3 separate regions of the Homo sapiens genome follow, and all the other regions are linked to region 3. Evidence: read pairs that join two places in POLR2A ChIA-PET (ENCODE). Cell type or tissue: GM12878. All regions are shown on one strand. Region 1 overlaps AMBRA1 (autophagy and beclin 1 regulator 1). Region 2 overlaps NUP160 (nucleoporin 160). Region 3 overlaps AMBRA1 (autophagy and beclin 1 regulator 1).

What was found. ChIA-PET counts read pairs that join two places held together with the same protein. Peaks named below come from ENCODE experiments on the same cell type or tissue, not always from the same donor. Only the 100,000 strongest peaks of a DNase experiment are listed, where the experiment ranks them.
Region 1: POLR2A ChIA-PET joins it to region 3 with 6 read pairs; 4 of 35 experiments call an interaction of 5 or more read pairs at or near these places.
Region 2: POLR2A ChIA-PET joins it to region 3 with 5 read pairs; 2 of 35 experiments call an interaction of 5 or more read pairs at or near these places.

The regions. Positions count from the first base shown.
Region 1 is chr11:46,578,493-46,586,492 of GRCh38, reverse strand. All of the region lies in intron 1 of AMBRA1 (autophagy and beclin 1 regulator 1), which reads left to right. Among named protein-coding and RNA genes, the nearest start is that of AMBRA1, 12 kb to the left of the region's middle. RefSeq lists an enhancer at 1,375-2,219. In GM12878, no CTCF peak of the experiment used is centred here; no DNase peak of the experiment used is centred here.
Region 2 is chr11:47,829,757-47,837,756 of GRCh38, reverse strand. NUP160 (nucleoporin 160) reads left to right here. Exons shown (of 36, transcript NM_015231.3): 5 at 134-212; 6 at 756-870; 7 at 1,948-2,106. Among named protein-coding and RNA genes, the nearest start is that of NUP160, 15 kb to the left of the region's middle. In GM12878, no CTCF peak of the experiment used is centred here; no DNase peak of the experiment used is centred here.
Region 3 is chr11:46,474,292-46,482,291 of GRCh38, reverse strand. The region is part of intron 11 of AMBRA1 (autophagy and beclin 1 regulator 1); the gene reads left to right. Among named protein-coding and RNA genes, the nearest start is that of MIR3160-1, 26 kb to the right of the region's middle. In GM12878, no CTCF peak of the experiment used is centred here; DNase peaks (open chromatin) are centred at 3,920 and 5,921; H3K27ac peaks cover 376 bases.

The sequences.
Region 1 (8,000 bases), 100 kb before region 3:
TAAAGTAAAAGGATATAGGTTCAAATCCTAGCTAGGAAAAAAAAAGTAAAAAGATGGATCTTTATTTTTAATTAAAAAATTATTTTTTTATTATTTTTTGGAGACAGTCTTGCTCTGGTGCGGTGGCACAATCTTGGCTCATTGCAGCCTCTGCCTCCTGGGTTCAAGCGATTCTTGTGCCTCAGCCTCCCGAGTAGCTGGGATTACAGGTGTGTGCCACCACACCTGGCTAATTTTTGTATTTCTTTTAGTAGAGTCAGAGTTTTGCCATGTTGGCCAGGCTTGTGTTGAACTCTGGCTTCAAGTGATCTGCCCACCTCGATCTCCCTAAGTGCTGGAATTACAGGTGTGAGCCAGTGCGTCCAGTTTTAAAAATCATTATTATTTTCGGCTGGGTGCAGTGGCTAATGCCTGTAATCCCAGCACTTTGGGAGGCTGAGGCGGGTGGATCACCTGAGGTTGGGAGTTCATGACCAGCCTGACCAACGTGGAGAAACCCTGTCTCTGCTAAAAATACAAATTAGCTGGGTGTGGTGGTGCATGCCTGTAATCTCAGCTACTCGGGAGGCTGAGGCAGGAGAATAGCTTGAACCCCGGAGGCGGAGGTTGTGGTGAGCTGAGATCATGCCATCACACTCCAGCCTGGGCAACAAGAGCGAAACTCCGTCTCAAAAGAAAAAAAAAATTATTGTTATTTTCCAATTATAAAAGTCTTTATGCCTGGTGTGGTGGCCCACACCTTTAAACCCAGCAATTTGGGAAGCTAGGAATATATATATATATATATATATATATATTTTTTTTTTTTTTTTTTTTTTTTTTTTTTTGAGATGGAGTCTTGCTCTGTCACCCAGGCTGGAGTGCAGTGGCGTGATCTCAGCTCACTGCAACCTCCGCCTCCTTGGTTCAAGCGATTCTCCTGCCTCAGCCTCCTGAGTAGCTGGGACTACAGGCGTGTGCCATCACGCCTGGCTAATTTTTGTATTTTTAGTAGAGTCGGGCTTTCACCATGTTAGCCAGGATGGTCTCGATCTCCTGACCTCGTGGTCCACCTGCCTCGGCCTCCCAAAGTGCTGGGATTACAAGTGTGAGGCACCATGCCCAGCGTTTTTTTTTTGGAATTATTTATTTATTTATTTATTTTTATTGATCATTCTTGGGTGTTTCTCGCAGAGGGGGATTTGGCAGGGTCATAGGGCAATAGTGGAGGGAAGCTCAGCAGATAAACAAGTGAACAAAGGTCTCTGGTTTTCCTAGGCAGAGGACCCTGCGGCCTTCCGCAGTGTTTGTGTCCCTGGATACTTGAGATTAGGGAGTGGTGATGACTCTTAACGAGCATGCTGCCTTCAAGCATCTGTTTAACAAAGCACATCTTGCACCGCCCTTAATCCATTTAACCCTGAGTGGACACAGCACATGTTTCAGAGAGCACAGAGAGCACAGTCGCCCAGGCTGGAGTGCAGTGAGTGGTGTGATCTCAGCAACCTCTACCTCCCAGGTTCAAGCGTTTCTCCTGCCTCAGCCTCCTGAGTAGCTGGGTTTATAAGCACCCACCACCTCATCCAGCTAATTTTTGTATTTTTAGTAGAGACAGGGTTTCACCATGTTGGCCAGTCTGGTCTTGAACTCCTGACCTCAGGTGATCCACCCATCTCAGCCTCCCAAAGTGTTGGGATTACAGGTGTTAGCCACTGAGCCTGGCAACAATTTTTTAAAATTAGCTGGAAATGGTGGTGCATGCCTGTATTTCCAGCTGCTTGCGAGGCTGAGGCAGGAGGACTGCCTGAGCCTAGGAGATCAAGGCTGCAGTGAGCCAAGATCACACCACTGCACTCCATCCTGGGCATCATCATGGCAAGACCCTGTCTCAGAAAAATTAAAAAAAAAATTCTTTCTAGTGATTATAGCAGAGTGTGTATTTTTCAGTCATTCATTTGTTTTTTTTGTTTTTTTTCTTTTTATTATTATTATTATACTTCAAGTTTTAGGGTACATGTGCACAATGTGCAGGTTAGTTACATATGTATGCATGTGCCATGCTGGTGTGCTGCACCCACTAACTCGTCATTTAGCATTAGGTATATCTCCTAATGCTATCCCTCCCCCCTCCCCCCACCCCACAACAGTCCCCAGAGTGTGATGTTCCCCTTCCTGTGTCCATGTGTTCTCATTGCTCAATTCCCACCTATGAGTGAGAACATGCGGTGTTTGGTTTTTTGTCCTTGTGATAGTTTACTGAGAATGATGATTTCCAATTTCATCCATGTCCCTACAAAGGACATGAACTCATCATTTTTTATGGCTGCATAGTATTCCGTGGTGTATATGTGCCACATTTTCTTAATCCAGTCTATCATTGTTGGACATTTGGGTTGGTTCCAAGTCTTTGCTATTGTGAATAGTGCCGCAATAAACATACATGTGCATGTGTCTTTATAGCAGCATGATTTATAGTCCTTTGGGTATATACCCAGTAATAGGATGGCTGGGTGAAATGGTATTTCTAGTTCTAGATCCCTGAGGAATCGCCACACTGACTTCCACAATGGTTGAACTAGTTTACAGTCCCACCAACAGTGTAAAAGTGTTCCTATTTCTCCACATCCTCTCCAGCACCTGTTGTTTCCTGACTTTTTAATGATTGCCATTCTAACTGGTGTGAGATGGTATCTCATTATGGTTTTGATTTGCATTTCTCTGATGGCCAGTGATGGTGAGCATTTTTTCATGTGTTTTTTGGCTGCATAAATGTCTTCTTTTCAGAAGTGTCTGTTCATGTCCTTCGCCCACTTTTTGATGGGGTTGTTTTGTTGTTTTTTTTTTTTTTTTTTTTTTTTTTTGGAAATTTGTTTGAGTTCATTGTAGATTCTGGATATTAGCCCTTTGTCAGATGAGTAGGTTGTGAAAATTTTCTCCCATTTTGTAGGTTGCCTGTTCACTCTGATGGTAGTTTCTTTTGCTGTGCAGAAGCTCTTTAGTTTAATTAGATCCCATTTGTCAATTTTGGCTTTTGTTGCCATTGCTTTTGGTGTTTTAGACATGAAGTCCTTTCCCATGCCTATGTCCTGAATGGTAATGCCTAGGTTTTCTTCTAGCGTTTTTATGGTTTTAGGTCTAACGTTTAAGTCTTTAATCCATCTTGAATTAATTTTTGTATAAGGTGTAAGGAAGGGATCCAGTTTCAGCTTTCTACATATGGCTAGCCAGTTTTCCCAGCACCATTTATTAAATAGGGAATCCTTTCCCCATTGCTTGTTTTTCTCAGGTTTGTCGAAGATCAGATAGTTGTAGATATGCGGCATTATTTCTGAGGGCTCTGTTCTGTTCCATTGATCAATATCTCTGTTTTGGTACCAGTACCATGCTGTTTTGGTTACTGTAGCCTTGTAGTATAGTTTGAAGTCAGGTAGCGTGATGCCTCCAGCTTTGTTCTTTTGGCTTAGGATTGACTTGGCGACAGTCATTCATTTGATAAATGTTTGTTGCATGTGTATTCCTTCAGTAGGCAGTGAGGATACCATAATGCTGTGTATTATGTACTATGGCTTTTTTTTTTTTGAGTTATGAAATATCCCTGTGAGGCCTTTTACAACTATTTCTTGATTGTGATTCTGCATCTCAATTCGTACCTTTTCAGACTTTTGTTTATCTAGCAAATATTGGTTCTGATCAGAACCAGTCCTTATTGAATGCTTTGTGCCAGGTACTGTAGTAAGCGCTTTGCATTGATTCTTTTCATTCCAACTAACAACCTTATGACGTAAGTACTCTTATTCTTCTCATTTTATTGATGTAGCAGTTGTGGCACAGAGAAATTAAGCAATTTGCCCAAGGTATATAGCTAGCAAATGGCAGAACCAGGATTCGCGTCCAAACAACCTGGCTCCACATTCCCCTGCTCTTAACCTCTAAGTTATACTGATTCTTAACTACTAAACACTTTAAAACACTAGGTCAATATAGTGAGACTAGAGTGGAAAAATAGATGTCCATGCCTGTATGGAGATTATAGTCCAGAGGAAAGAGAGACAGTAAACAAATAATTATACCAATAAACATATAATTGCAGTGTGTGCCAAACCTATGACAGAAGAATAAAAAGAGATTATAGTAGGGGAACCTGAATTAAACTGGAGGTTTGAGAAATATTTTTCTGAAGAAGTGATACTTAAGCAGAGACTAGAAGGATAGAAAGGGAAGGGAATAGCATGTATGAAATTCTCAGGATGGGAGAGAACTTGACACATTTGAGAAACTGGAAGAAGGTTGATATGGTTGGAATACAGTGAACAGTAGGGGATGGAGGAAAGAGGCATAGAATGAGGATAGAGACTTAGGCAGGACTATGTCAAGGCTTTCGAATTTTTTTTTTTTTTTTTTTTGAGACAGGGTCTCTGTTCCCCAGGCTAGCATGCAGTGGTGTGATCACAGCTCACTGTAGTCTTGACCTTCTAGGCTCAAGGATCCTCCCACCTCGGCTTCCCAAGTAGCTGGGACTACAGGCACCCACCACCATGCCTAGGTAATTTTTGATTATTTGTAGAGACAAAGCCTCACTATGTTGCCTAGGCTGATCTCAAACTCCTGGACTCAAGAGCTCCTTCCCCACCTTGGCCTCTCATAGTGGTGAAATTACAGGCATGAACTACCACACCCAGCAAGGCTTTTGGATTTTTTTTTTTTTTTTTTTTTTTTGATGGAGTTTTGCTCTGTAGCCCAGGCTGGAGTGCAGTGGTGTGGTCTTGGCTCAGTGCGATTTCTGCCTCCTGGGTTCAAGCGATTCTCCTGCCTCAGCCTCCTGAGTAGCTGGCACTACAGGCACGTGCCACCACATGTGGGTAATTATTTATTTGTGTATTTATTTATGTATTTATTTATTTATTTTTTGAGAGGAAGTCTCGCACTGTCACCCAGGCAGGAGTGCAGTGGTGCGATCTCGGCTTGCTGCAAGCTCTGCCTCCGGGCTCACGTCATTCTCCTGCCTTAGCCTCCCAAGTAGCTGGGACTACAGGCGCCTACCACCACACCAGGCTAATTTTTTGTATTTTTAGTAGAGACGGGGTTTCATGTGTTAGCCAGGATGGTCTCGATCTCCTGACTTCGTGATCTGCCTGCCTTGGCCTCCCAAAGTGCTGGGATTACAGGTGTGAGCCACTGCGCCTGGCCTAATTTTTTCATTTTTAGTAGCGACAGGGTTTCACCATGTTGGCCAGGCTGGTCTTGAACTTCTGACCTCAGGTGATATACCTGCTTTGGCCTCCCAAAGTCCCGGGATTACAGGTGTGAGCCACCGTACCTGGCCAGCTTTTGGATTTTTATCCTGAGTATAATTAGAAGATTTTGAAGGTTTTAAGCATGAGTATCATGACCTTATATATGATTTTAAAACGTTACTCTGGGGCCGGGCGCGGTGGCTCATGCTTGTAATCCTAGCACTTTGGGAGGCTGAGGCGGGTGGATTGCTTGAGCTCAGGAGTTTGAGACCAGCATGGGTGACATGGTAAGATCCCATCTCTACAAAAAGTACAAAAAAATTAGCTGGGTGCGGTGGCTCACACCTGTGCTTACAGCTACTCAAGAGGCTAAGGTGGGAGGATCATCTGATCTGCGGAGGTTGAGACTGCAGTTAGCTTAAACCATGATACTGCACTCCAGGCCGGGTGACAGAGCAAGGCTCTGTCTCCAAAACAACAATAACAACAGCAACACCCCATTACTGTGGGTACATTGTGGGGAGGGGTTTGGAAAGAGAAGAAATCGGGGAAGTATGGTTAGGAAGTATTGCAGTGGTCCAGGCAAAAGGCGATGATGGTTTGGATTAGACTGTAGGCAGTGGAGATAGAAGTAGAAAGATTCAGTAGATATTTTAGAATTAGGACAGGCAAGACTTAATGGATTGGATGTGTGGGAAGAAGAAGGTGTCAAGTATGATTCCAGATTTTTGGCCTGAGCATCTGGGTAGATGAAGGTGGTGTTTCTGAGATGGAAACATTGGAGGAGGAGCAGATTTGGATTAGAGTTGGGGAGTGGAATGAAGACCTCAGTTTTAGTCATGCTAATTGTGAGATGCCTGTGAAAACATACAAGTGCAGATATCAAGTAAGTAGTCTTTAGGCTGATTCACAAAAGTAGCGCTGGAGAGAAATCTGGATGGTATTAGTATATAGATGGTATTTACAACCAAGGGAAATGGATGAGATCTCCTAGAGAACAAGTATAGAGTAGGAGGAGAAGACCACACTCCAAGGAATTCAAGAGAAAATGTAAGAGCTTGTTATTAGAGAAACCAACATAGGAACATATTTCAGGAAGGGAGTAATCACTGTACATTGTTGGATTTGTCAGCACAGAGATCATTGATGATTATAGCAAGAACAATATTGGAGGAAAGTAGGGCCAGAAGCTAAATTGAATTGGGTTTAAGGCATGGGAAGGGACGAAGTGGAGATGGTCTGTGTATTTTGATTATTGACATGTGTAGGCTGGGCGTGGTGACTCACGCCTGTAATCCCAGCACTTTGGGAGGCTGAGGCAGGTAGATCACATGAGGTCAGGAGTTCAAGACCAGCCTGGCCAACATGGCAAAACCCTGTCTCTACTAAAAATACTAAAGTTAGCCAGGCGTGGTGGTGCACACCTGTAATCCCAGCTCCTCAGGAGGCTGAGGCAGGAGAATCACTTGAACTGGGGAGGCGGGGGATATAGTGAGCTGATATCATGTCACTGCACTCCAGCCTGGGTGACAGAACAAGAATCCATCTCAAAACAAAACAAAACAAAACATGTCTGTTTCCTCATAAGAAGTATACTCTAAGACAGTAAGATCCGTGAAGATAGGAGCTGTACCTTTCCATTTTTTGTATTCTTGGCTGCTTAGCTTGGTATCTTGCCAGGATGTTGTATTAAGAGAGAAAAGGGTGAGGGTATGAAGATATTTGCAAAATGGTGAGAGTAATGATTCTCTGGCCTTTTTATGTTGGCCTTAAGGGTTTATCTACTTTTTATGTACTTACTTACTTAATTTATTTATTTATTGAGATGGAGTTTTGCTCTTGTTGCCCAGGCTGGAGTGCAATGGCGTGATCTCGGCTCACCACAACCTCTGCCTCCCGGGTTCAAGTGATTCTTCTGCCTCAGCCTCCCGAGTAGCTGGGATTACAGGCATGCACCACCACACACGGCTAATTTTGTATTTTTATTAGAGATGGGGTTTCTCCATGTTGGTCAGGCTGGTCTCGAACTCCTGACCTCAGGTGATACTCCTGCCTCAGCCTCCCAAAGTGCTGGGATTACAGGCGTGAGCCACCATGCCCGGCCCTTTTTATGTACTTTTAAAATTTGCTATGTTTAGCCTTTCTTTTTTCACCTCCCTACTGAATGGTTCTTTGTATTTTGGTATTACTGGCTTTTAAAGTTCATTCCTTATCTTTTTTTTTTTTTTTTTTTTATTGCTTTCTTGTGGTCATTGTTGCTATAGCTAATTAGCTGAGGTGCTTGGTTAACCTCTTTATTCATTCACTTGTTTATTGGCTCTTATTTCTATGTACTGAATGTATAATTGTGACAAAGCTCAAAGCTCTATACTTTTTTTTTTTTTTTTTTTTTTTTTTGAGACTGAGTCTCTCTGTCGCCCAGGCTGGAGTGCATGCAGTGGTGCAATCTCGGCTCACTGCAAGCTCCACCTCCCGGGTTCACACCATTCTCCTGCCTCAGCCTCCTGAGTAGCTGGGACTACAGACGCCCGCCACCATGCCTGGCTAATTTTTTCTATTTTTAGTAGAGAGGGTTTCACCGTGTTAGCCAGGATGGTCTCGATCTCCTGACCTCGTGATCCGCCCACCTCGGCCTCCCAAAGTGCTGGGATTACAGGCGTGAACCACTGTGCCCCGCCATTGTTTTCTATTAATAGTTTGTGATTTATATACTTTGCCCAGAGTCTAATTAGCCATATTTATATGATAATAATAAACATTTTGGCTACAGTCCTACCTAGATTTTTT
Region 2 (8,000 bases), 1.4 Mb before region 3:
ACATCCTAAACCTTTGTTAGTACAGAAATACGGAAGTCTGTTGCCTATTATAAAGACCTTGTTCATGGTTACATCATTCTTGCCTTTGGGTTTCTCTAAGTGTGTTCAAGAGGTGCCTTGGATATCATTGCAGGTATGGTGTCAGTCGTGGAACTGAAACAGAGTTCAGTAATGCAACGATTGCTTACAGGCTGGATGCCAACAGCTATCAGGTGAGTGGTGTCTGGCAGGTAAATCAAAGGGCCCAAGAATTTAATCTTTTTGCACTGGTCGGCAGTTATTGTTTCCAGTCTTATTCCAAGGCAAACATTATACTGGAAAGGAGAACAGTCAGAATAACATTAAATTCCATCTGAGGAAAGCCACACTCCCGAGTCCCTTTCATCTGCAATTGGATGCCTTGTCAGCATAAATCGGCCTGTTTATATTCTCACAATATCCAGTTCAGTGCTCTGCCCCGACTTACCCAAATCCAGTTTCGTGTAAAATTATTAGAAATAGAAAGTTTTTGATGGTTACAGGAAAACAATATAAAAGGAAACAGTCTTCCATTGTTATGTAGAGCCTTTTAAATTTTATTATAGTAATTGGCGATAAACCAAATAGAAATGTAGTTGTCTTATACCAGCATATAAGCTCTTGGTCCTTCTGCTAAGAGTGTACATTTATAATTTTATTATATTTCTTGAATTGCAAATTCTAATGATCAGATTCTTTGCAGCAGTAAAACTCTAAAACTGGGTCTTATGTTTTAGGGGTGACCAGTCGCCTTCAGATCGTCCCCTCAGTCTTGCTGTTCATTGTGTGGAGCATGATGCCTTCATCTTTGCTTTGTGTCAGGATCATAAACTACGAATGTGGTCTTACAAGGTAAGTGCTACATTTATAGTTGCTGTAAGTTAAAACAGGATTGTGAATCATGAGAATTGAAGTAAATTTTGCTGTTTCTCTAAAGATTATTAGATCAATTGGTTTGGAACTTATTGGTCACTGCCAGATTCAGACAGTTTCATTTAGCTTTATTTTGCATATATTTTCCTCCTAACTTACTGTCTTTTTATTTGGAAAAATTATCAACCTAACAGGAACACTGAAAGAGTAGTACAAAGTACACCTTTCACTTTTTTTTAAATTTTTTAATTTTTTGAAACAGTCTCACTTTGTCACCCAGGCTGGAGTACAGTGGCATGAATATAGCTCACTGCAGCCTCTGCCTCCCGGGCTCAAGCAATTCCCCACCTCAGCTGCTCAAATAGCTGGGACTACAGGGGCACGCTACCATACCTGGCTAATTTTAGTATTTTTTGTAGACAGGGTTTTGCCATGTTACCCAGACTGGACCTTTCATTTAAGAGCAACAAATATGTTTTTAAAATGTAAGTTGGTAAAATGGTTTTCAAGATTCATCTAAAAAATACAGCTTATATTTTATATAAGTCTGATCTTATGTTTCAGACTGAAGAGATGTTTTTCATGTTAGCCCCTCCCTCCCTCTTTTTATTTTCCCCCGAAACAGAGTCTCGCTCTGTCACTCAGGCTGGAATGCAATGGCGCAGTCTCACCTCACTGCAACCTCCGCCTCCCAGGTTCAAGTGATTCTCCTGCCTCAGCTTCCCAAGTAGCTGGGATAACAGGCATGCACCACTGCACCTGGCTAATTTTTGTATTTTTTAGTAGAGATGGGGTTTCACTATGTTGGCCAGGCTGGTCTCGAACTCCTGACCTCAGGTTATCCACCCACCTCGGCCTCCCAGAGTGCTGGGATTACAGACGTGAGCCACTGCGCCCGGCCTGTGTTAGCCCTTTTGAAACAAAAACCTGTAAGGTCTTTTAGCAGATAAACTAGATAGAGCAGTAGATACAATGAAAGGTCCATCCTTTCAAAAGGTATGTTCTTCTAGCCTGAATATCCCTTGAATATCACCTATTAACTATTTTCTTGGACAGGAGCAAATGTGCCTAATGGTAGCTGACATGCTGGAGTATGTCCCTGTGAAGAAAGACCTTCGGCTTACTGCTGGAACTGGACACAAATTACGGCTTGCTTATTCCCCCACCATGGGACTCTACCTGGGGATATACATGCATGCACCAAAACGAGGACAGGTATGAAACAAATAAGACACATACCAAGTTATTCTGTGTGTACTGATGTGGAGAAATGGCTGTAGACTCAGTGAGTCTGTTCAAGCTCTTTTCACCGACCTAGATGTGTTTCTGAGGTGATGGTTGGGTTTCGTGCTACTATGTGAATTAGAAGATCTTGAAGGAGGGGTCAGTATGAAAGGAAGTAGAGAGTTTAAAGTAACATGAAAGGAAAAGTTAACAGAAACTAAACAAGAAGAGCAAATTAGGAGTTCTAGGTGAAAAAACAGAATTCCTGAAAGGGATGTAGGTGTTATGTGGTGTTAAGTTAATTTTTCTAAATAAATTTGCTTAGCATCCAGACAGTAGCTGCTGTCTGTAGATGAGATACGTAGGATGTGATGTAATAGTGTAATCATTTAATAAACAGCCATTTGTTGAGCATTGTGTGTTTGGTGCTGTGCCAGTCCCTTTATGCACATTAATAATAGCAGACACTGGGATTGTGCTTACTCTGGGCTCATATGCTATATGCGTTTTATCCATTTAATCCTAATAACAGCCCAGTGAGGTAGGGTCTGTCTCCCTTACTATGCAGGAGCTCTGATTCCCCCACTGAGTCCCCACGCTAGGCCACTGCCCTTCCTGGATGCCCTTCTCACTTCTGTTGGGATCTCATAGCCCACTCCACATTGCTCCTCCAATGTGGGTGCCCTCCTTACCCTGTTTGGGCCCTGAGACCACCAGACTGCCCCCATGCAATGGACCTCCTCCTCACCCAACCTGAGTTTCCATCCTGCACCAAGCTTTCTGTCCATGTGGAAGCCATCTCAAACTGTTCGTGCTCCTCCCCCCGAAGTCAGGCAGTCCCAAATGTGGACAGTCTTCTTATGTCCCTAGGCTCTTGCCTCATCACACCTGGCCATATCACCCCTGCATGCACGCCCTTCTCACTCACTAGTGTTCTCACTCCTGTGCTGGGACATGCCTGCACCGATGTTCTCTTCAACCTGTTCAGACTGACTCCTTATGCCGAACCCCAACCCCCCAGGTCCCCGACCCTTACCTTCTGGCCAGCAAGGATATCTACCTTGCTCTAGGTTTTTAGATTGGATTGCTCAGGAACAGAATGGAAGGGAAGAGGAAGAGCTCATTCTTGCAGTTTTTTCCTAATATGGCCCAAAAGTATCATGCTATCAAGACATTTATCTTGATTGCACATAATTGTTCTATTCTCTCTTCTGGAGGACAACCCTTGAACTATTTGAACATACCTATCCATCTCCTCTAAGTATACTCTTCTCTGCATGTAGGTTGTGGGTGGTAGGAGAATTGACCCTGCTCTAACTTCCTTAGTTCCTTCCATTGTTATTCATGTAACATCCTGTTGATCAGTCTCCTCGACATGTTACAATTAGTTTGTCACACTAAAATAGTGGTTCTCAAACTTTTGGTCTCGGGACCCTATTATACTCTTACCGAGAACTGCAAAGAGCTTTTGTTTATATGGGTTATACCTATAATTTATTAGAAATTAAAACTGGCTGGATGTGGATTGACACATTTTATATTATGCAGTATCTAAATTACTGTTTTGGGGGGTAATCCCCAAGACCACCTCACCTCCATGTCCAGTAATACTCTGAAAGGACTCATAGGGCTCAGTATGTAGTTGTGCTGACAGCTAAAATGTATTACAGTGAAAAGATACAAAGCAAAGTGAAAAAAGGGAAAAGGCACATGGAGTGAAGTCTGAAGCCAGACACAATCGTCTAAGAGTCCCCTCCCAGTAGAGTCTCACAGGACATGCTTAATTCTTCCAGCACTGAATTGTGATGATGTGTGTAAAATGTTGTTTCCCAGGAAAGCTTGCTAGAGGCACAGTGCCCACCATATTGGCCAGGCTGGTCTCGAACTCCTGACCTTGTGATCTGCCCACTTCGGCCTCCCAGAGTACAAGCAAGACTTTCTAAGGAGAGCAGCCTCAGGCCTGCTATGTTAACCCTTTCTGCACAACTATTATCATTGATGATATTATCATTGGTGATCACTCAGAAGAGCCTTGAGAAGCTCTGGAGTTCATGTTAGTGGATACGAAGTTTTCTGAAATCATAGTTTTCACTTTAAAACTTGAAATGTATCATTGGCAACAAATACTGTCATTTGTTTTCCCTGAAATGACAGGTTCACTTTATTCTTTTTTTTTTTTCTTTTGTGATGGAGTTTGGCACTCTTGTCACCCAGGCTGGAGTGCAGTAGCGTGACCTCAACTGACTGCAACCTCTGCCTCCTGGGTTCAAGCAATTCTCCTTCATCAGCCTCCACAGTGGCTGGGATTACAGGTACCTGCCACCATACCCGGCTAATTTTTTGTATTTTTAATAGAGATGGGGTTTCACCATGTGGGCCAGTCTGGTCTCGAACTCCTGACCTCAGGTGATCCACCCGCCTCAGCCTCCCAAAGTGCTGGGATTACAGGTGTGAGCCACCACGCCCAGCCTATTCATTTATTTAAACAGCTTTCTTGAGATGTAATTCACTCACCCATTTAAAGTATACCATTCAATGAGTTTTAGTATATCCACAGATACGAGCAACCATTACCATAGTCAACTTTAGAACATTTCCATCACCTCAAAAAGAAACCCCATACCTTTTAGCTATCATTCTTCCCTTCCCCCATTTCTTCCCAGCTCTACACAACTGCTAATCTATTTTCTGTCTCTATAAAGTTACTTATTCTGGTCATATTATGTCAGTGGAATCATATAAGTGGTTTTCTGTGACTGGCTTCTTTCACTTAGCTTAATATTTTCAAGGTTCATCCATGTAGCATGTGTTGTCAGCACTTCATTCTGTAAGTGCCCAATACATACAGCTGATTTATCAAGACAGGAATTGGAATAGAGAGAGTTTAATACACATAGAGCCAGCTAAACAGGAGACCGGAGTTTTACTGTTAACTCAAATCAGATCAGCCCCCCTGAAAATTTAGAGGCTAGGGTTTTTCAAAGATAGTTTGCCAGGCAGGGCGAGGCTATGAGTGCTGCTGACTGGTTGGAGATGCAATTGTAGGAGTGTGGAAAACCATCCTATGCGCTGAGTCTGCTTCTGGGTCGGGGCCACAGAAGAGTTGCTCATCTGGCTGGGGCCAGAAATGTAAAAAACTGAAAACACATTTTAAAAGGCCAGTGTAAGGTGCTACAATGGTGATGTTATTTACAGAAGTAATTGGGGAAGTTGCAAATCTTATGACCTCCGGAATAATGACTGGTAATCATTTAACTATGAATTCGGGCCCCTCTCATCTTCCTAACCTGGTGGCCTTTCATTAGTTTTACCAAGGTGGTTTGGTTTTGGGGAAGGGCTATTATTATTTAAACTATAAATTAAATTTCTCCCAAGGTGAGCCTTGCCCATGCTCAGGAATGACCAGAGGCAGTTTGGAGATTAAAGACAAGATGGAATTTGTGGGCCAGCACAGTGGCTCACGCCTGTAATCCCAACACTTTGGGAGGCTGAGGCAGGCGGATCATGAGGTCAGGAGATCGAGACCCTCCTGGCCAATATGGTGAAACTCCTTCTCTACTAAAAATACAAAAATTAGCTGGGCGTAGTGGTGCATGCCTGTAGTCCCAGCTGCTCAGGAGGCTGAGGCAGGAGAATGGTTTGAACCTGGGAGGCGGAGGTTGCAGTGAGCAGAGATTGCACCACTGCACTCCAGCCTGGTGACAGACCGAGATTCTGTCTCAAAAAAAAAAAAAAAAAAAAAAAAAAGGAATTTATTAGATCAGATCTGTCTCTTTTTTTTTTTTTTTTTTTTTTTTTTGAGAGAGAGTCTCGCTTTGTCACTAAGGCTGGAATACAGTGGCGCGATCTCAGCTCACTGCAACCTCTGCCTCCCAGGTTCAAGCAGTTCCCCTGCCTCAGCTTCCCAAGTTGCTGGGATTACAGGCGCATGCCACCATGCCTGGCTAAGTTTTTGTATTTTTTTAGTAGAGGTGGGGTTTTGCCATATTGGCCAGGCTGGTCTCTCCTGATCTCAGGTAATCCGCCTGCCTCGGCCTCCCAAAGTGCTGGGATTACAGGCGTGAGCCACTGCACCTGGCCCAGACCTCTTTCATTGTCATAATTTTCTCACTGTTATGATTTTTGCGAAGGTGGTTTCAATTCCTTTTATAGCTGAATAATTTTCAGTTGTATACCACCATTTATTTATTCATTTGTGTTGGAATTTTTTCATTTGTGTTGGACATTGTTGTTTCTACCCTTTATCTATTATGAATACTGCTGCTATATACTTGTCAACACTTGTTGTTATCTGACTTTTTAATTCTAGATATCCTAGTGGGTATGAAGTATTATCTCATTATGGTTTTTGTTTTAATTTCCTGATAACTAATGATGCCAAGCATCTTTTTAGTGCTTATTGGTTATTTGTGTCTCTTCCTTGGAGAAATGTTTATTCACATCATTTGCTTTTTTGTTGTTGTTGTTGTTGTTGTTGTTGAGATGGAATCTTGCTCTGTTGCCCAGGCTGGAGTGCAGTGGCGTGATCTCGGCTCACTGCAACCTCCGCCTCCCAGGTTCAAGCGATTCTCCCGCCTCAGTCCCCCAAGTAGCTGGGATTACAGGCTCACGCCATCATGCCTGGCTAATTTTTGTGTTTTTGTAGAGACGGGGTTTCACCATGTTGGCCAGGCTGGTCTCGAACTCCTGACCTCAGGTGATCCACCAGCCTCAGCTTCCCAAAGTGCTGGGATTACAGGCATGAGCCACCACGCTCGGCTGCTCTTTTTTTTTTTAACTTTTGTTTTAGGTTTGAGGGTACATGTGAAGCTTTATTACATAGGTGAACTCATGTCATGGGGCTTTGTTGTACAGATTTTCTCATCACCCAGGAATTAAGCCCAGCACCTAATAGCTATCTTTTCTGCTCCACTCCCTCCTCCCAACCTCCACCCTCAAGTAGACCCTAATGTTTGTTGTTTCCTTCTTCGTGTTCATAAGTTCCCATCATTTAGCTCCCATTTATAAGTGAGAACATGTGGTATTTGGTTTTCTGTTCCTGCATTATTTTGCTGAGGATAATGACCTCCACTTCCATCCATGTTTCCACAAAAGACATGATCTCGTTCTTTTTTGTGGCTGCATATATTCCATGATATATATGTACCATGTTTTATTCAGTCTGTCATTGAGGGGCATTTAGGTTGATTCTATGTCTTTGCTATTGTGAACAGTGCTGTAATGAACATTCATGTGCATTTGTCTTTATGGTAGAATGATTTGTATTCCTTTGGGTTATATACCCAGTAATGGGATTGCTGAGTGGAATGGTAGTTCTGTTTTTAGTTCTTAGAGGAATCACCACACTGCTTTCCACAATGGTTGAAGTAATTTACAGTCCCACCAACATTGTATAAATGTTCCCTTTTCTCTGCAACCTCACCAGCATCTGTTATTTTTTGACTTTTTAATAGCCATTCTGACTGCTGTGCGATGGTATCTCATTGTGGTTTTGATTTGCATTTCTCTAATGATCAGTGATAGTGAACTTTTATTCATATGCTTGTTAGCTGCATACTTCTTTTTTGAAAAGTGTCTGTTCATGTCCTTTGCCCACTTTTTAATGAGGTTGTTTGCCTTTCATTTGTAAATTTAAGTTCCTTATAGAGGTTGGAAATCAGACCCTCGTCAGATGCATAGTTTGCAAATATTTTCTCCCATTCTGTAAGTTGTCTGTTTACTCTGCTGAAAGTTTCTTTTACTGTGCAGAAGCTTTTAAGTTTAATTAGATCCCACTTGTCAATTTTTGCTTTTGTTGAGATTGCTTTTAGTGTCTTCGTCTTGAAATCTTTGCCCGTTCGTATGTTCAGGATGGTATTGCCTATGGTTGTCTTCCAGGGTTTTTA
Region 3 (8,000 bases):
TGACAGTTCTATAACAGCATTTACAATTATCCAAAACATTGCCCATCATGCTGAACTGCAGAGGGGTAGTGAAAAGACAGAATTTAGTAACTCAAGCTTAGATTTGGCCATGAAGTAGTATTATAGAGAAAAACAATCCTAAAATTCATAGGGAGCCAGAAAAGAGCCTGAATAGCCAAAGCAATCCTAAGCAAAAACAACAACAACAAAACAAAACACAAAGCTGGAAACATCACATCACATTACCTGACTTCGAATTATACTACAAGGATGTAGTAACCAAAACTTGCAAAACGTGAGGACTTTGGAATATGATATTTCAAATTTGGTAAACAAAACCCCTAAGAACATTTGTTCTATACCAAGTACTGTTCCAAGCACTTCTCACATATTAATCACCAGCAGCATTGCTATGATACACTGTCATTTTTACAGATGAGGAAACTGAGGCTAAAAGAGATGAAGTATTTTACCCAAAACCACAGCTAGTACTTGACAGAGTGGGAGTTGGACCTCAGGCAGTCCTGCTCTTTTCCAACAGAACCACCATGGGGTGTGATCTGATTCTTTGTTGGTAGAAAAACAGGCTAAAATCTAATCTCAGGCTTTACCTTCAGAGAACAAAAATAGGCCGGGCGCGGTAGATCATGCCTGTAATCCCAGCACTTTGGGAGGCCGAGGCAGGCCGATCACCTGAAGTCGGGAGTTCGAGACCAGCCTGACCAACATGGAGAAACCCTATCTCTGCTAAAAATATAAAATTAGCCAGGCATGGTGACGCATGCCTGTAATCCCAGCTACTCAGGAGGCTGAGGCAGGAGAATCACTTGAACCCGGGAGGCAGAGTTTGCAGTGTGCTGAGCTCAACAAGAGCAAAACTCCATCACAAAAACAAAAACAAAAATAGTGTGTTCAGCTCAGAAGACTGCTACTGGGGAGGGGGCTACTATGCTCTTATATCCTTGTCGCAGATCCTTTCCCCTAGAAAGAGGGCCCTGTAGAAGAATTATATTCCCAAACAATGAATTGTGTAGTGGTAATTACACTGTTGCCATCCCTTTGGGAAGAAGGCTGGGGCGGTGATTACATTCCAAAACAGAGCTGTTTGGGTGTAATTGCACCGTGCTGCTCTTATCAGTCTGGGGACGGCAGGCCTCTGGTCTCCATCCTCATTTGTTTTTGAGATGGAATCTGAACAGCATTCAATTAATAGTCAAGACCCAGGCACAGGGAAGTCAGCCAAAAGAGCCAAGAGGACATTAAGTTGCTATTGGCATTTTCCTTCTACTGAAGTTTTCCAGACCTTTAAGTATCAGCAAATTTGAGGGGGAGCCTAGTTGAGAAAATTTATTTGGCTAGTGAAGGGTTAGAGATCCCTCTTTAAGAGGCTGTGCCCCAAACCCCTCATTGGTCTCTATACGTAAAGGAGAGATAGTTGGATGGCAGTGAAATTTTCCTCTTCTATCAGCAGCTTTAGCTCTGTCAAAAGGTAGTCCTTCCTTGAAATCATTCCCTGGGACTTGCAGTATGTATATATTTTTTTCATGTATGTAGCTTCCAAAGTTGTAGAGCAAAGAGCCTCTCTCTGGTTGTTTTGAGATAATAAGGCTGACTTTGGTTAAACTTCAGCAATAATCTCTAGATCTGGACTAGAAGAAAAAATAAAATGAATTATTTTGTTTTATGACTCAGAGAACAAAAAACTGCCAGTTGCTTTTAAGGTACACATGTTGATCTAGAGCAAAGAAGGAAAAGACGCATGTATTGGGATGAGGGTTGCACAACCCTGGGAAGTGGTATAGCTTTGGCCATTATGTCATTTAGCTTTTGCTGCTGAACAAACCACCCCCAAATTTAGTGGCATAAGACATTTCTTGTTTCTCACAATTCTGCGAGTCCAATTGCAGTTTGCCTGGTCTGCATCATTGGCTCTTCTCTGTGGTCAATTAATAGCTTGGCTGGATGTGGATGATCTTAGATGGTTTAGTAGGTAAAATAATGATCTGCCTAAGAGGTCCTTCCACATCTTAATCCCCAGAACCTGTGAATATGTTACTTTACATGGCAGAAAGGACTTTGCAGTTATGATTAAGATTATAGATCTTGAGGTGGGAAGATTATCCTGATTTATCTGGGTGGGCCTCATCTGATTACATGAGCTATTAAAAGTGGAAGAGGAAGGCAGAAGGGTCAGTCAAGGTGCTGCAATGATCAAAGATGGGAATGGCCTCTGCTAACAGCTAGCAGCGAGTGGGAACCTCAGTTCTGCATCTGCAAGGAACTGAATTCTGCCAGCAACCGAAATGGACAAGGAGACAGACCCGAACACAGGCCAGCCAACACCTTTCTTCTAGCCCAATGAGTCCTTTGTTTGACTTCAGGCCTATAGAACTGAGAGATAATAAATTTGTCTTGTTTAAGCCACTAAGTTTCTGCTTGTTGTTATGGCAGTTATAGAAAACTGATAACAGATAGTTTCACACATGTATCTGGCATTTGGCAGGCTATTTGGCTTCAGCTGGGATGACTTGTCTCCTTTCTATTCACCAGTAAACTAACCTGTGCTTCTTCACATAGTGTCTCAGGGTTGTGTGTGTGACGGAATCTCGCTCTGTCGCCCAGGCTGGAGTGCCGTGGTGTAGTCTCAGCTCACTGCAACCTCCGCCTCCTGGGTTCAAGTGATTCTCCTGCCTCAGCCTCCCTAGTAGCTGGGATTACAGGCGCCTGCCACTACACCTGGCTAATTTTTGTATTTTTAGTAGAGACAGGGTTTCACCATGTTGGCCAGGCTGGTCTCAAACTCCTGACCTCAGAGTTCTGAAAAGAAGCAGGAGAGGTCAAGTCCTACTGCATAAGCACTTTTTGAATCTCTCCTTATGTCATGTTTGCTTTTGTCCATTCCATCAGCTAAAGCAAGCTGTTTGGGTAAGCCCCAAACCAGGAAGAAGACTCTCTAAGGCCATGGATACAGAAGGGCCTAAATCATTTGGGGCCATTACTGTAACATGCTGCCACAACTAAGTAGGCTTTGAAATCTGAGGTAGCCTGCTAGCACACTCTGAACACATTGCTTTTTTTTTCTTTTCTTTCTTTTGAGATAGGGTCTCACTCTGTTGCCCAGGCTGGAATGCAGTGGTTTGATTACAGCTCACTGCAACCTCTGCCTCCTGGGCTCAAGTGATTCCCCGGCCTCAGCCTCCCAGGTAACCGAGACTACTGCACATGCCACCATGCCTGGCTAATTTTGGTATTTTTTGTAGAGACAGGGTTTCACTGTGTTGCCCAGACTGGTCTTAAACTCTTGGGCTCAAGCGATCCTACCACCTTGGCCTCCCAAAGTGTTAGGATTACTGGCGTGAGCCACTGCGTCCAGCACAAATTGCTTTTTTTAAAAGTGTCCTTACATATACTGAGGAAAGCTTCAGCATACCAAAGGATATAAAGGTACAGATTTAGAACTTTCAAGAAATATCTTCGGGCATGGTGGTGCATGCCTGTAATCCCAGCTACTCGGGAGGCTGAGGCAGGAGAATCGCTTGAACCCGGGAGGTGGAGGTTGCAGTGAGCCGAGATTGCGCCATTGCACTCCAGCCTGGGCAACAAGAGCGAAACTCCATCTCCAAAAAAAAAAAAAAAAAAAAAAGAGAAAAAAGAAAAAAACAAGAAATATCTTGCCTTAGGTAATTATTTGGGTTATTCAGAGAAATGAATTTAGGAACAACATTCAAATAAAAAGCTGGACCCTGGTTTCCTAGACATAGGATATCAGGGAAACTACCTTTTCTCTTTCTCTGGGTATTTTCTAGGATATAGCCCTGTATTTCTGTGCTGGAGGGTAAAAAGATGTGCAAAAGAGCTCTGTGGGTGGTTGGGCCCCTTGGGGCCAAATGTATTTCTGTGTAGGAGTAAGACTGACAGAATTAACTGTGCAAGCACTTACTAATTTGCTGTAAGTGAACCTGTACCCGTGGCATCATTTATAATCCAGAGCTCCTTGAACAGAAGCAACTCAGAAGAAAAGTTCCTAAAAACTAAGGCAAGGAATTTTTGTGTGCCCAATTACTGTGGCATATTATGCTTTCTTATAGCAGTGGTTGGGAGAAGCAAGAATTCAGCTATTCTCAAGCATAGGACTTAGCTTTTACTTGGCATTATTGAGATTGGTTAAAAACTATTTTATGGGGACCAAATGTGAATTGCATAGATTGGGCCTCAGGTCACATAGAGACAAATTCAGTATATTCACCAGTCATTCTTTTTTTTTTTCATTCACCAGTAAACTAACCTGTGCTTCTTCACATAGTGTCTCAGGGTTCTTTTCAAAGTAGAGAGTTCTTTTAAAATACAAAAATTAGCTCTGGCTAATTTTTGTATTTTTAGTAGAGATGGGGTTTCGCCATGTTGACCAGGCTGGTCTCGAACTCCTGACCTCAAGCGATCTGCCCGTCTCAGCCTCCCAAAGTGCTGGGATTACAGGCGTGAGCCACTATGCCTGGCCTCACCAATCAATCTTTTAGGACTTCCTTGATGTACTTTTAGAACCACCTCAGTCGCTGATGGGCTGGGGGCTCTGCTGTTGATAAACCCTGGATATTATCCTAGGCATGTGCATTCAAAATGGTATAGCCTATGTACAATAAAGACGTGTCCTCAAAGAGGCTGGGCACAGTGGCTCAAGCCTGTAATCCCAGCACAGTAGGCCAAGGTGGGAGGATTGCTTGCACCCAGGAAAGCCCAGCCTGGGCAACATAGTGAGAGCTCATCTCTACAAAAAGTTTTTTTTTTTTTTTTTCCAGAAATTAGCTGAGCTTGGTAGCATGTGCATGTAGTTCCACAGTTCCAGCTACTCAGGAGGCTGAGGTGGGAGGATCATTAGAGCCTGGGAGGCAGAGGCTGCATTGAGCAGAGATCACATCACTGCACTCCAGTCTGAGTGACAGAGCAAGATCCTGTCTCAAAAAAAAAAAAAAGAAGTATCTTTAAAGAGACAAAGACTCTCCCTAATGAAAACTCGGCCTTATCCTTTTTTGTCTGATAAGAGTTAGAGGTTGTGGTGATGAGATTGAGCTAGTGTCCTTCTATTCTGCCTTTACTTTTACTCCTGGGTCCCTTTCCCCTCCCACCCTTCCACCTTTCTCCCTTTATCTGTTGTGGGTCTCAGTATTTAAGCAGATTTTTTTTTTTTTTTTTTGAGACAGTCTTGCCCAGGCTGGAGTGCAGTGGCGCAATCTCGGCTCACTGCAACCTCTGTCTCCCAGGTTCAAGTGATTCTCATGCCTCAGCCTACCTAGTAGCTGGGGGGTTACAGGCGTGCGCCACCATGCCCAACTAATTTTTTTGTATTTTTAGTAGAGACAAGGTTTTACCATCTTGACCAGGCTGGTTTCGAACTCCTGGCTGATCCACCCACCTTGGCCTCCCAAAGTGCTGGAATTACAGGCGTGAGGCACCACACCCAGCCTTAAGCAGAATTTGAACTTGATTTTCTTTAAGGCAGAACTAATAGAGCTAACACAGGAGCTAACTGAGAGCTTATAAAAGCCACAAAGTGTTTCTTGGTCTAAATATTTTTCTGGATTCTGCTGATGTGAAGCAACTGGGGAAAAGTGGTAAAATGTTGTATAGCTTATTTTGCAAACTAATTAAAACTGAAAATATCAGTGCAAAGCTGGAGTAAATTGTTTAAAATGCCCAGTTTCTTCACTCCCATGTTCTAGGTGGAGAGGCCACAGGGACAGTTTAGGAGCACATGCTGTGAATAAGTTTCTGGCTATTCTAATCTATGTCTTACCTGGGAAGAATGTGAAGGTCCTATGGGATAGAAGCAGTACCAGCACCACGGGTTGGCTTGGGACTCTTTACGTATCTCCCCACCACTATTATCTAACCACAAGCCACCCCTAAAAATACACCATCTAAGTGAAAAACAGTGTGCTTGCTCTGCCGGCAGCTTCAAGACAAGTCACCTAACTTGTGCACACCCTACTCGTTCACCTGCCAACCCTGAGACTCATTTATAGAATTTCTTGAGCTGCCACTGGATGGAACTAACAGAGAAATTGGCCATGGGATTTGGAGGTAATAGTGCTGAAGGAAACACTGACTGGCTGATTTCCCCTCTCAACTTCATGGACACTTTTTCCTCTTCTCTGTTATTATTTCTGGGTACTGTGTGTTGGAGGTTTGGTTTGTGTGGACTCATCAGTCATTGTTTTCAGGCACTGAGTGCAGCTCTCCACCTTTTCCTTTGTGATATTAGTGTCTCCCCTATATGGAAGAGTGACCATTTTCTGAAAGGCTAATGCAGCTATGGAGGGGAACAGTGTTCTTTTCCGACACCTGGAGAATAGCTGTTAGGGTTTAGAATTCCTGAAAAAAATCATTTTAGTCTTGATATTTTAGTATATCCTTTATTTGAAGCTGCCTGCTTTCTTTGCCTTCTTTCTTGTGAATGCCACAGTTTCCTGTTCCACCTTTCTCCGAATCTGAGACCTTACAGTAAAAAAGAAGTATGCGACAAGAAATTACGGGATTCTCGTATCCAGAGCAAAGTGATGATGGTTGCAAGTTGACTATTTGACATTTTACAGTTTTATATGACTCATAACTTTTGTGTGGGGAGCATAACTGAAACAAATTATCAAACTGGGAATGGCCTCAGGGGCTCTGTCTCTGAAGGAAAGGGTTGGAATTTTGAGTCCTTGGGCCTTCTGAATTTGACAAATTGAATTATCCTAGGATTCCTCTGTCTCTCATTTTCATTTTTCATTGGATAGTCTGTGATGGGAGGGGATTTTTGTATACAGAGAAATAGACTCAATCAAAGAATACAGCAAACTAATACATGTGGAATTAAGGTCCAGTCTACCCCCTCAAAGAAATGTATGCTTGTCTGTTCCTTTTCCAACCTGGAACCTGGACATTAAACTGTTGAATATTTTGTCTATCTTCCCTTTTGGCTTTGATGTTCTTAAACGTTGAACGTTAGCAAATGTCATGGAGACACACCCATAACTACTTTCTTGTAAGGAAACCAAGGACTTGAATTCTTCTCTTATTCATAATTAATACTTTGCATTCCAAGTTATAGGTAGCACTGGGCGCTGGAGGCTGCCTGCCAGATAGGCTGACTAGGGTTTGAAGTTAGTTGGGTTGCTATTCTACTTTGCAGAAGAACCTAAAATACTTTAATTTTTTTTCTATTGATAAGACTGTTTTTCAGTTTAAGATATATTCAATTCACCTCACTCATTTTCTCCTCTCATCTCCTCTCCAAGTACTCAGGTTGATCCTATGGGAACATAATGTCATCCTCCTCATGTTATACATATATGCGGACTTTGTCAGGCTGAGCCTTAAAATGTCCATTTCTCAAGCGCACACTGTGTTCTTTCTCTTTCGACTATCTTGCTTTTTGTTTTTTTTCACTGTTCTGGCTCTGATATGGGTTAGCTGCCCTCAGTGAACCAGTACTGTATTTCTTTCCTTGAACTTAACTTTACCTGCTAGCCATAGGGAAAATCCAGAATGAGTACTAATCCTTTCTGGATTTCCCCCTCTGTCCAACAGACAGTATAGTATAGATGCTTAAGAACAAGGGTAGAGGCCAGGTGCCGTGGCTTACGCTTGTAATCCCAGCACTTTGGGAGGCCGAGGTGGGTGGATCACCTGAGGTCTGGAGTTCAAGACCAGCCTGGCCAACATTGTGAAACCCCGACTCTACTAAAAATACGAAGTCAGCCAGGCGTGGTGTCACGTGCCTGTAGTCCCAGCTACTCGGGAGGCTGAGGCAGGAGAATCGCTTGAACCTGGGAGGTGGAGGTTGCAGTGAGCCGAGATTGTACCACTGCACTCCAGCCTGGGCGACAGAGCAAGACTCTGTCTCAAAAAATAGAACAAGGTTAGAAATTGGGCCTCTGTTTATGTTGAGAAGTATATGAATAGACCTGTTCGTATTGATCATATACCTGATAATAATTAATTTATTTATTCCCTTATTC